2 separate regions of the Homo sapiens genome follow, and region 2 is linked to region 1. A link is an interaction called in ENCODE POLR2A ChIA-PET data of the cell type or tissue named here. Cell type or tissue: HCT116. All regions are shown on one strand. Region 1 overlaps CACNG3 (calcium voltage-gated channel auxiliary subunit gamma 3). Region 2 overlaps PRKCB (protein kinase C beta).

What was found. ChIA-PET counts read pairs that join two places held together with the same protein. Peaks named below come from ENCODE experiments on the same cell type or tissue, not always from the same donor. Only the 100,000 strongest peaks of a DNase experiment are listed, where the experiment ranks them.
Region 2: POLR2A ChIA-PET joins it to region 1 with 6 read pairs; 2 of 35 experiments call an interaction of 5 or more read pairs at or near these places.

The regions. Positions count from the first base shown.
Region 1 is chr16:24,274,064-24,279,063 of GRCh38, reverse strand. All of the region lies in intron 1 of CACNG3 (calcium voltage-gated channel auxiliary subunit gamma 3), which reads right to left. Among named protein-coding and RNA genes, the nearest start is that of CACNG3, 20 kb to the right of the region's middle. In HCT116, no CTCF peak of the experiment used is centred here; no DNase peak of the experiment used is centred here; H3K27me3 peaks cover 931 bases.
Region 2 is chr16:24,073,598-24,078,597 of GRCh38, reverse strand. All of the region lies in intron 5 of PRKCB (protein kinase C beta), which reads right to left. Among named protein-coding and RNA genes, the nearest start is that of MIR1273H, 130 kb to the left of the region's middle. RefSeq lists enhancers at 1,458-2,270, 2,271-3,083. In HCT116, no CTCF peak of the experiment used is centred here; a DNase peak (open chromatin) is centred at 2,017; H3K27me3 peaks cover 2,482 bases.

The sequences.
Region 1 (5,000 bases):
CCAGCCATTACTGTATGTTTTGGCTTCTGTCCTAGGCTCTCTTTATGCTCCATCTAGCCTCCAGACCTTGGTATTTGCTGTTCCCTTTTCCCGGGACAACAACCCATCCCTTCATCTCTCTAACTTTTGCTCATCTTTCAGCTCTTAAGAGGTAATTTTCCTTTTGGAAGATTTTTCTCCATTCAAGGAGTCAGCTTGGTAGATAAGAAGGAAAGCCATGGAGTTATATCATTTGAGTTCAAATCCTGTCTCAGATAATAGCTCCATGTGTGACCTTGGGCCAGTTACTTAACCTCTCTGTGCCTAAGGTTTTTAATCTGTGAAATGGAGATATGAAGGGTTGTTAAAAAGGGTCAGATGTAATCGTGTAAGTTATTTAGCATAGAAGCTGGCACATAAACTCTCAAACAGTGTTAGATTTTATTTATTTATTTATTTATTATTATTTTTAGACAGAGTCTCCCTCTGTCGCCAGGCTGGAGTGCAGTGGTGCAATCTCGGCTCACTGCAACCTCCACCTCCCAGGTTCAAGCAATTCTCCTGCCTCAGCCTCCCAAGTAGCTGGGACTACAGGCATGTGCCACCACACCCAGCTAATTTTTGTATTTTCAGTAGAGATGGGATTTCACCATGTTGGCCAGGATGGTCTCAATCTCTTGACCTTGTAATCCACCTGTCTTAGCCTCCCAGAATGCAGGGATTACGGGTGTGAGTCACTGTGCCCTGCCCAGTGTTAGATATTATTATTATTTTACTTGTTATGCATGGATGTTCCCCCAAGGCTCTGTCTTTGGTCCTATTTTCTTATTTTTTACAGTCTTATTGGAAGCTCTTATTCACATTCAAGATTCTGCCTTTTACCACTGATGATTTCCAAATGTGCATTTCCCAGATCATACCTCCTTCCACATCATACTACCTTCCATACTCCAAGGGTCTTCTCTCTCTAAAGTTATTGCAATAGCCCACTGGCTTATCTCCTGCTCCCTTCTTACGTCTCAAAAATCTGTTTCTACCTGGGACCTGACCACAGTTTAAAGTCATCAGTTAGCTAGGTGCTGTGGCTCATGTCTGTAATCCCAGCACTTTGGGAGTCCAAGGCAGAAGGATCACTTGAGCCAAGGAGTTGGAGACCAGCCTGGGCAACATAGTAAGATCTCCATCTCTATTTTATAAAAAGTAAACAACAACAAACAAATACCATACATACATCAATTTAGATCCTATTGCTCTTCTGCTTAAAACTCTTTCATGGCTTCCCTTTACTTTTTTTTTTTTTTTTTTGAGATGGAGTCTTGCTCTGTCACCCAGACTGGAGTGCAGTGGTGCAATCTCTGCTCACTGTAACCTCCGCATCCTGGGTTCAAGCGATTCTCCTGCCTCAGCCTCCTGAGTAGAGTAGCTGGGACTACAGGCATGTGCCACTACACCTGGCCAATTTTTGTATTTTTGGTAGAGACGGGGTTTCACCATTTCGGCCAGCCTGGTCTCGAACTCCTGACCTCAAGTGATCCGCGCACCTCGGCCTCCCAAAGTGCTGGGATCACGGGTGTAAGCCACCGCACTCAGCTCCCTTTACCTTTTGATCAGGATTCTCAACCTCGGTACTCCTGACATTAGGGACTGGGTAATGCTGTGTTGTAGGGGCTGTCCTGCGCATTGCAAGGGGTTTAGCGGCGTCCCTGATATCACCTGCTAGATCTGGTTGTGCTTCCCTGATCCCCCAACCAAAAGTGTCTCAGACATTACCAAATGTTCCTGTCGAGAGCTACTGCCTTAGTATAAACTCCAGATGCCGAATGATAATCCTCAAGGTCATTCCTAGGTCATATGCTGGTCCTGCTAGGCTGGAGTCAGTTCCACCCAAACCACATGGACTGAGGACAGGGTGACATGGCAACCCCTCCTTTGACCAGAAAAAGGAGGAATGGATGTGAGGTTGGCCAAACAACAAACAAAAACATTCGTGGCCACATAATCCAGCCTCCCTTCAAGTGCCCATTTCTCCATTTCCAAGAACCAAGCCCTGGCACTGGCCAAGATAAATGTTTGTTCAGTGATTGCCCACTAGACCCTTCCATTTCCCAAATTCTCCATCCTCACCCACAGTGTCTTTAATTATAGGTTAGAAGGTGGAAAATTTATACATTTAAATTCCAATCCACCAAAAACTTGGTCAAAAATCTCAGTTTTTTTGCACTTTGCTTCATCTCACATATGAAGAATATCACCACAGATCTCAACTTTTTGTGGAGTGGTGGCTAAGCTTTGTCAGTTTTCATGAACAAAGACACAAGATGCTATGAATCCTCCAGGCTCTGTCCAACTTTATATCAGCAGGGTTGCATTTTAATCAAAGACACCTTTTTCAGTGCCTGCTGAAATCTCATGTTGCCTCTTCCATCCCAGTGATGGTGGAACAATGACTTAGCTTAGCTGCAACTAAAGAGAAGTCAAAAAGATACCAGAACCCACCAAGGGACTGTTTCATTTCCCACTGGAGAAGAAAAGACAGAACTAGAAGGAAATCTTCTGATGAAAGTATGGAAATAGCTCTTTTAGTTTCTCTCCTCAACTATATGAAGTTAGTCAACAGAATTAAAATACAGCTGTAGCAGAGGCTCTCAAATTTTTTGGTCTTAGGACTCCTTTACACTTTTGCAAATTATTGAACTTTTGTTTATGTGGGTTGTATCTATTTAATATTTCCTATATCAGAAATTAAAACCCCCCTAAAATAGTGAAATAGTTATTTTAAAATTCATTTGAAAATAATGATAAATTCAATTGCATGTTAACATAAATATTTGTATAAAAATAACTATATTTTCCAGAACAAAAAATAGTGAGAAGAATTGTTTTTACGCTTTTGAAAATCTCTTTAATGTCTGGCTCAAGAGAAGAGAGATAGATTCTTATATCTGCTTTTGCATTTGATCTGTTGCCCACTGTTGTTAGACTTGAAGTTTATGAAGAAAACCTAGCCTCACACAAGTTTGACAAATAGAGCAGTATTTGAATAGCTTTTGAAATAACTGTGAATATTCTTTGATACTACACCAAAACTCGACAAGTGGTAGTTCCTTAAAGGCTAGTTGCAATGTGGAATCTGAAACCATATTAACTTTTCATGCTCTACTACATGAAAATCCATTTTTCTAATCCTGCACGTTGAATGGGTCTTTTAGCCAGGCATAACTTTGTAACATCATTCATTGGTCATTCGGAAAGTATTGTTTCACTGAGTTATGCAGGTCTTCTAAATTTGGCACATTTCATTACACAGTGTAAAAACAAATCACATTGGCTCACAGGGACACAAGTTTTCCAAAATCATAATTATCACTTGAAACCTTGAATTTTTATCCTTGGCAACAAATACTGTCAGTTGCTTTCTTTGAAGTGACAGGCTCACTTAGCTCATTTTTGAGAAAATGTCTGCCAAATACCCAAGCCTGAATAACCATAATTTACCTGTCATTCTTTCAAGTAAATATGGTGTTTCATGGAAAAAAGCAGCTAGTTCAGCTCGCAACTCAGTCGCATAAGTGCCTTTGCTTGAGACCACTAGCATACTCTGGCTGAGGTACTCAATGCATAGTTCTCATTTGGTTACTCAGACTGTATAAATCTAGCACTCAAGGTCTGAGATTTAATAAAATTGATGCCTCTTTATGGCTTCATCAGGGACATTTTTAAGTGAGGCTAGCATTTTCTTCCCCTGCAAGTGAGTGGTGATGAATACAATGAGTACTGAGCCACAGCCTTCCTTTGTGGTCAGGCTCCAACAGTTTTACCTACCATTGTTTTTGCCTCATAAGTGCAAATTTTAACACATTGAAAAAAGCAAATCATATCTTTTTTTTTTTGGAGATGGAGTCTTGCTGTATTGCCCAGGCTGGTCTCAAACTCCTGGGCTCAAGCAATCCTCTCACTTCAGCTTCCTGAGTAGCTGGGATTATAGATGTGCACCACGTTGCCCAGCCATATCTTATTATTATTCTGAAATAGTTTCAACCTTGCCAATCCCTTAAAAGGATCTTAGGAAGTCCCCCTCTTATCCTAGGAATTAATAGACCACCCTTTGAGGATGTTGAGCTATAACATCAGGATTGAGGACAGCGGTTTTCCGATTTAAAATACCTAAGTTTGTATTCTACCTCTACCACTTACTGTCTCGAGAATTTGGGACAATTACTTCTCTGAGTTCCATTTACTCATTGATAAAACGAGTCTAACGTCCCACGAGGCTCTTGGGAGGACAAAGTGAGATGATGTATGTGAGCACTCAGTAGGCGCTTGCTGTTGTTAACTTAAGTGCTAATGGCTCCCCGATGTAGCTCATCTCGGGGATATTCTAGAACATCTATTCCTTAAGGTTTTGACTACCTTCATCAACCAGTATGAAGTCAGGCCCAAGATTTGTCATCATATGCCATAAATCTTGTTCCATGGTAGGGGCTCCATCAACTGCATCACTGGCTTTGCCTCAGTCTTCCCTAAGGCTCCTAAAGATTCTGGGGGACTAACAGAGCAGTGGTAACCATGACCTGAGTGATTCCCTGCTGTTGGTGGAGCAATGCAGATGAGTAGATTCTGTCCAATCTATTTATCCCAGGAAAATGGTAATAACCAACACCAAATTAGTACTTACATGTGCCAGGCACTGTTCTAAGAGTTGAACAAATATTAAGTACCCATAACAACCCTATGAGTAGGTATAATGACAATCCCCCCTTTTTATAGGTGAGGAAACAGACACAGAGAGGTTAAGTAATGTGTCAGAGTTGCACAGCCATATGTGGCTGATCTCAGATTTGAGCCCAAGCAATCTGGTAGTAGAGGTTGAGTTTTTTTTTTTTGTTTTTTTTTTTTTTGAGATGGAGTCTCGCACTGTCGCCCAGGCTGGAGTGCAATGGTGTGATCTCAGCTCACTGCAACCTCCGCCTCCGAGGTTCAAGCGATTCTCTTGCCTCAGCCTTCAGAGTAGCTGGGACTAC
Region 2 (5,000 bases), 200 kb after region 1:
TCAGGGCTTGATGCAGATGGAAGAGGAGCTCTTCAGCCCAGCTTGGAAAAACAAGAGTAAACCTGCCCCCCATAAACATCTGTTCCCCTCAGGTTGGCCCTGAGGGTCTTTCTGTCTGCCTAGGACAGATGGTTTGGGAGTCAGGCATCCAATAAGTTAGCTTTACTTCTTGTTTGGAGACCACCTCCTGCCTCAAGTTAAGTGAAAACAAGAAGGACAGACGAGGTTTACCAATTCCTCACTCATATCCTCGGGACAGGAACCAGGATGGCGTGCCATGGGGCCCCACCCTTGCTTGGGTGCTGAGTAAATGCAGCATGAAGCATGGAGGCAGGAGGTGCTCAACAGCCCCCTCTCCCACGCTGCAGCGGCTGCAGACATGGCTCTGGGTGCTGCTTTGCAATGTGATTATTTCTAAAGATGTGACATAAATACTAACATGGAGTCCCTGGAGCTGCAGAGTCGCTGCTTGGCAGCTTAATTTGGACATTCAATCAAAACTGTCTGTCGGCAGCTCTGCACAACCCAAGCAGCATAGGGCCAGAAGCCCCGCAATCTGCTCAGTGAGAACGTTAAGTGATGGGTTTAATTTTCAGAAGCTTGGGACAAAAGCCTTCCCAGCTCTGAGGAAGGCGGGTTTACTTCCCTTCTCTAGAGAAACAGTGCATATTTTCTCATATCTTCAATAGGCTCCCTGCTTTGATAGAAGAGCCCTGTCTACATTAACTACATCACTGAATCATGGAATTCAAGGATTTTTAAAAACTGAGAGGCACATTCTCAGACCATGATCCTCAGACAGTCAGGGAAAAGGGCTACCATTTGAAGACAAGTTTCCTGTTTCTCCTACTGTTGTTCAGGGATGAAGGGAGAAGAAAACATCTGTTAGAAGGGGTCCCAGCAGATGAATGCTTCCTCCTTTCATTGTCAAACATCCTCAGTCACACAGAAGCACTAAAAGAGAGTGCTGGATACATTTATCCTAAACGGATATATGATTACATGGATGGATGAGTTGGCTGAGTGGATGGATGGATGGGTTAGACAGATGAATGAATGTATGGATGAATGTATGAACTGGATGGATGGATGGATGGATGGATGGATGGAGAGATGAATGCATGTGTGGATGGATGGATGGATTAGATGGATGAATGTATGGATTGGATGGATGGATGGATGGATGGATGGATGGATGGAGAGATGAATGCATGGGTGGATGGATGGATGGGTTAGGTGGGTCAATGAGTAAAGTAATGGGTCTTAACTAGCTGGAAGGAAACTGGCATCCTTTCCATTTTCTTATTATCATAATTTTACCAAACTATCCATATCTCAAGGCATCTACTGAATCTGCCCCATCCCACATCCCTCCATTCTTCACCACCGTAGACACACAGACACACACACACGTGCATGTGCATCTTCAAAATACTTCCAAATGGCACAGCCCAAGCACAAGCTAACCAGTACTGATGCTGTGCTCAGTACTGGAACAGGGTCCTAGAGGCCCCCTGATATGCCCAGGTGCTAAGTTTACTTGCCAGGCTATGGGGAGGTCCAAGGAGGATCCCAGGGGAGCAGCTGGGACTGTGGGAAGAGCTGCCTCAGGAGAGAGCTGCAGCTATTTTCCAGCAGGCACAGAAGCACTGCTGGAGTGTTCTGGAAGAATGTCTGACTACACTGAGATGCAAATACAAATCCGATGACCATCTATAAAAGGGTACACAGATGAGATAGACAGAGTTCCGGCACAGCCCCCACCCTATGCCTCTGCCTGTTATTCTAAACTCTGCCCAGACAGAGGCAAATATTCCAGTGACCCTGGCCATCAGCAGATGCTATACTCCGGCTCCCTGAGAGCAAGCCCTATGCTGTTTCCTTCTGTGACTCAAACAGTGAGTTAAAGGCACACTTGTAGCAAGGTAATACGTTGAGGTTTGAAGTGCCTGTTTCTCCCACTTTGCACTTCATTGAATTCTGTCACTTGTACCCTGAGGCTCCTCCCCCCAGACCATGCAGCTAGACGTGAGTCATCCACTGCCTTAGGGAGAAAGTTGTCAAGGTATTAGTGAGGAACAAAGCCAGTGAATTCTGACTTCTCAGTTCTGAAAGCTTCTGTCTCGTCTTTCTCCCTATCAGGCCCCAAAAGCTGAGCTCCAGGATGACAGAGAGAATGGATGAAGAAGCAGATAAGGCCCCCTTTTTGCTCCATGATTCACCCCTCTGATCTCCATACTCTGAATTAGCCCCACCTTTCACCTCTTTTAACCAGAAAAGCCAAAAGCACTCCTGTACATCTGCCAACAACTGCCAATCCTGGAAAGAGGCTGAGTCCAAATCCCAATTGGGCTTAACTGGGGCATATAAATAAGGCTTTTCACATGCTCCAAACAACTCCCCTTTCCCTCACACCATGACTGAGAAGTCCTGTTTCAGAGAGTGGTTCTCAAAGGGTGTGGCCCAGACTAGCAGCGTCAGCATCACCTGGGAACTCATTAGAAATGCATGATCTCCTAATGTTATTCCTCCCACCTAATGTAAATGACGAGTTAGTGGGTGCAGCACACCAACATGGCACATGTATACATAGGTAACAAACCTGCACATTGTGCACACGTACCCTAGAACTTAAAGTATAATAACAAACAAAAAAAAAGAAATGCATGATCTCAGGCCCTGCTCAGACCTGCTGAATTGAGGATGGAACCCAGCAACCTGTATTTTAACACACTTTCCAGATGACTCTGATGTGACACTCATGTATGAAAACCACTGCTTTTGACCAGTGTTGTTGAAGCCAGCCTCACCAGGGTAGGAAGAATTCTGGACAGAAATATAGTTACAATTCAGCATTAATCAGGCTAACTTTGACCCACTTCCTTGCAACTAAAAGTCAGGTAACACTGGATACTGACCATTTGCAACCTCGTTGTTCCTACAGATAGGATTTCTGACATTAGAATCATAGGCTTTTGTTTAAGAGTTGCTTAAACAGATCCTGAATTCCAGCAGAATAGCTGATGCCAACCAGTTTAAAGACCCCAAACAGAGGAACTGAATCAGCAAGAGAACACAGCTTCTTTATCTCCCTGTCCCATGACTCCATCCTGCTCTTTTCCACCAATCAACAATCTCCACACTTCAGCCCACTGCAAAACCCTTAAAAATCCTAGCCCCAGACTCCTCTGGGAGATGGATTTGAGGTTTCCTCCTGTCTCTTCCCTACAATTAAACCTGTTTCTCTGCTGCAACTCAGTGGCTTAGTGTATTGACTTGCTGCATGCATTGGGCAGTGAACCTATTACAGTTACACTGTCCAATAGAACTTTCTAAAATAATGGAAGTGTTTGATGTCCAGTATAGTAACCACTAGCCACATGAGGCCACTGAATACCTGAAATGTGGCTATTGTGTTGGAAAAATTGAGTTTTGCATTTTATTTAATTTTCTTTAATTAAATTTTTTTTTTTTTTTTTTGAGATAGGGTCTTGTTCTGTCACCCAGGCTAGAGTGCGTGGTGCAATCATGACTCACTGTAGTCTCAACCTCTTGGGCTCATGTGAGCCTTCTGCCTCAGCCTCCCGAGTAGCTGGGACTATAGGCATATCCCACCACATTTGGCTAACTTTATTTTTTGTAGAGGCAAGTTTTTGCTATGTTGCTCAGATTGGTCTCAAACTCCTGGCCTCAAGCAATCCTTCCACCTTGGCCTCCCAAAGTTTTGGGATTACAGGTGTGAGCCACCAGGCCAAGCTCGTTAATTTAAATTTAAACAGCCCCACGTGGCTAGTGGCTGCCATATTGCACAAAGCAGCTTAGACCGTTGCATCAGCCTCCTTACAGATTTCCCTCCCCTCCTCGTCTCCTTTCAGGTCACCCTATAAGCTTCAGACAAATTAATCTTCCCAGAACGCAGATCTTATCATGTCATTCCTACTCTCAGAACATCCTCACTGACTCACTGTTGCCTACTGATTTTAAATACATGTTCTTTTTGTTCTTTTTTAGTAAGCCAAAATGTTTTATTCCAAAATATGATAGAAAATAGATTAAATAATAATAGTTGACGGTGAATGAGCTCTTACTATATGAGCCAAGCACTATTCTAAGGACTGCACATGAATTATCTCATTGAATCCTTACAAGAACCTTATGATGTGAGTGTTACTGTTTTCCCCATTTTACTGATGTGGAACCTGACAGCTGAGGGGGTTGAGTGACTTGTCCAAGGTATACAGAGAGCTGATAACAGTAGAGCGGGATTTGAACCCTCTCTGTCTTCCTCCCAAGGCTGCACTCTTAGGCACGACATCACAGTGCCTCGGAAGATCCATCTGGGTCAGATTATTTTTCCCTCTTAGGGTGCCCCTTATGAAATCCATAACCATGGTCACACATTCTATGGCAGTAGCTTCGAGGTGTGTCTTAAACACATCACTTGCTCTTCTTTTTTTTTTTTTGAGATGGAGTCTTGCTCTGTCACCCAGACTGAAGTGCAGTGGCATGATCTCGGCTCACTGCAAGCTCCACCTCCTGAGTTCATGCCATTCTCCTGCCTCAGCCTCCCCAGCAGCTGGTACTACAGGCGCCCGCCACCAACCACGCCCGGCTAATATTTTTGTATCGGGGTTTCACCATGTTAGCCAGGATGGTCTCGATCTCCTGACCTCGTGATCCGCCTGCCTCGGCCTCCCAAAGTGTTGGGATTACAGGCGTGAGCCACCACGCCCGGCCATCACTTGCTCTTCTATAGAGAACAAGCAAAAGCTATCATCAGCTGTCTTGGACTCCTTCTGGAAAAGATCAACATATTTACCCCCAAAATAGCATCTTTCCATCTCAGAAGGAATACTGGACACATTTTAGGTAAAGTCAGCACATCGTTTATCGAGGTGTTAAAAACATGGCTTAGGGGCTAGGGGATGAATATTGAACTTTAGACTGAGACATTTAAAAAACCGGCCAGGCGCAATGGCTCACACCTGTAATCCCAGCAA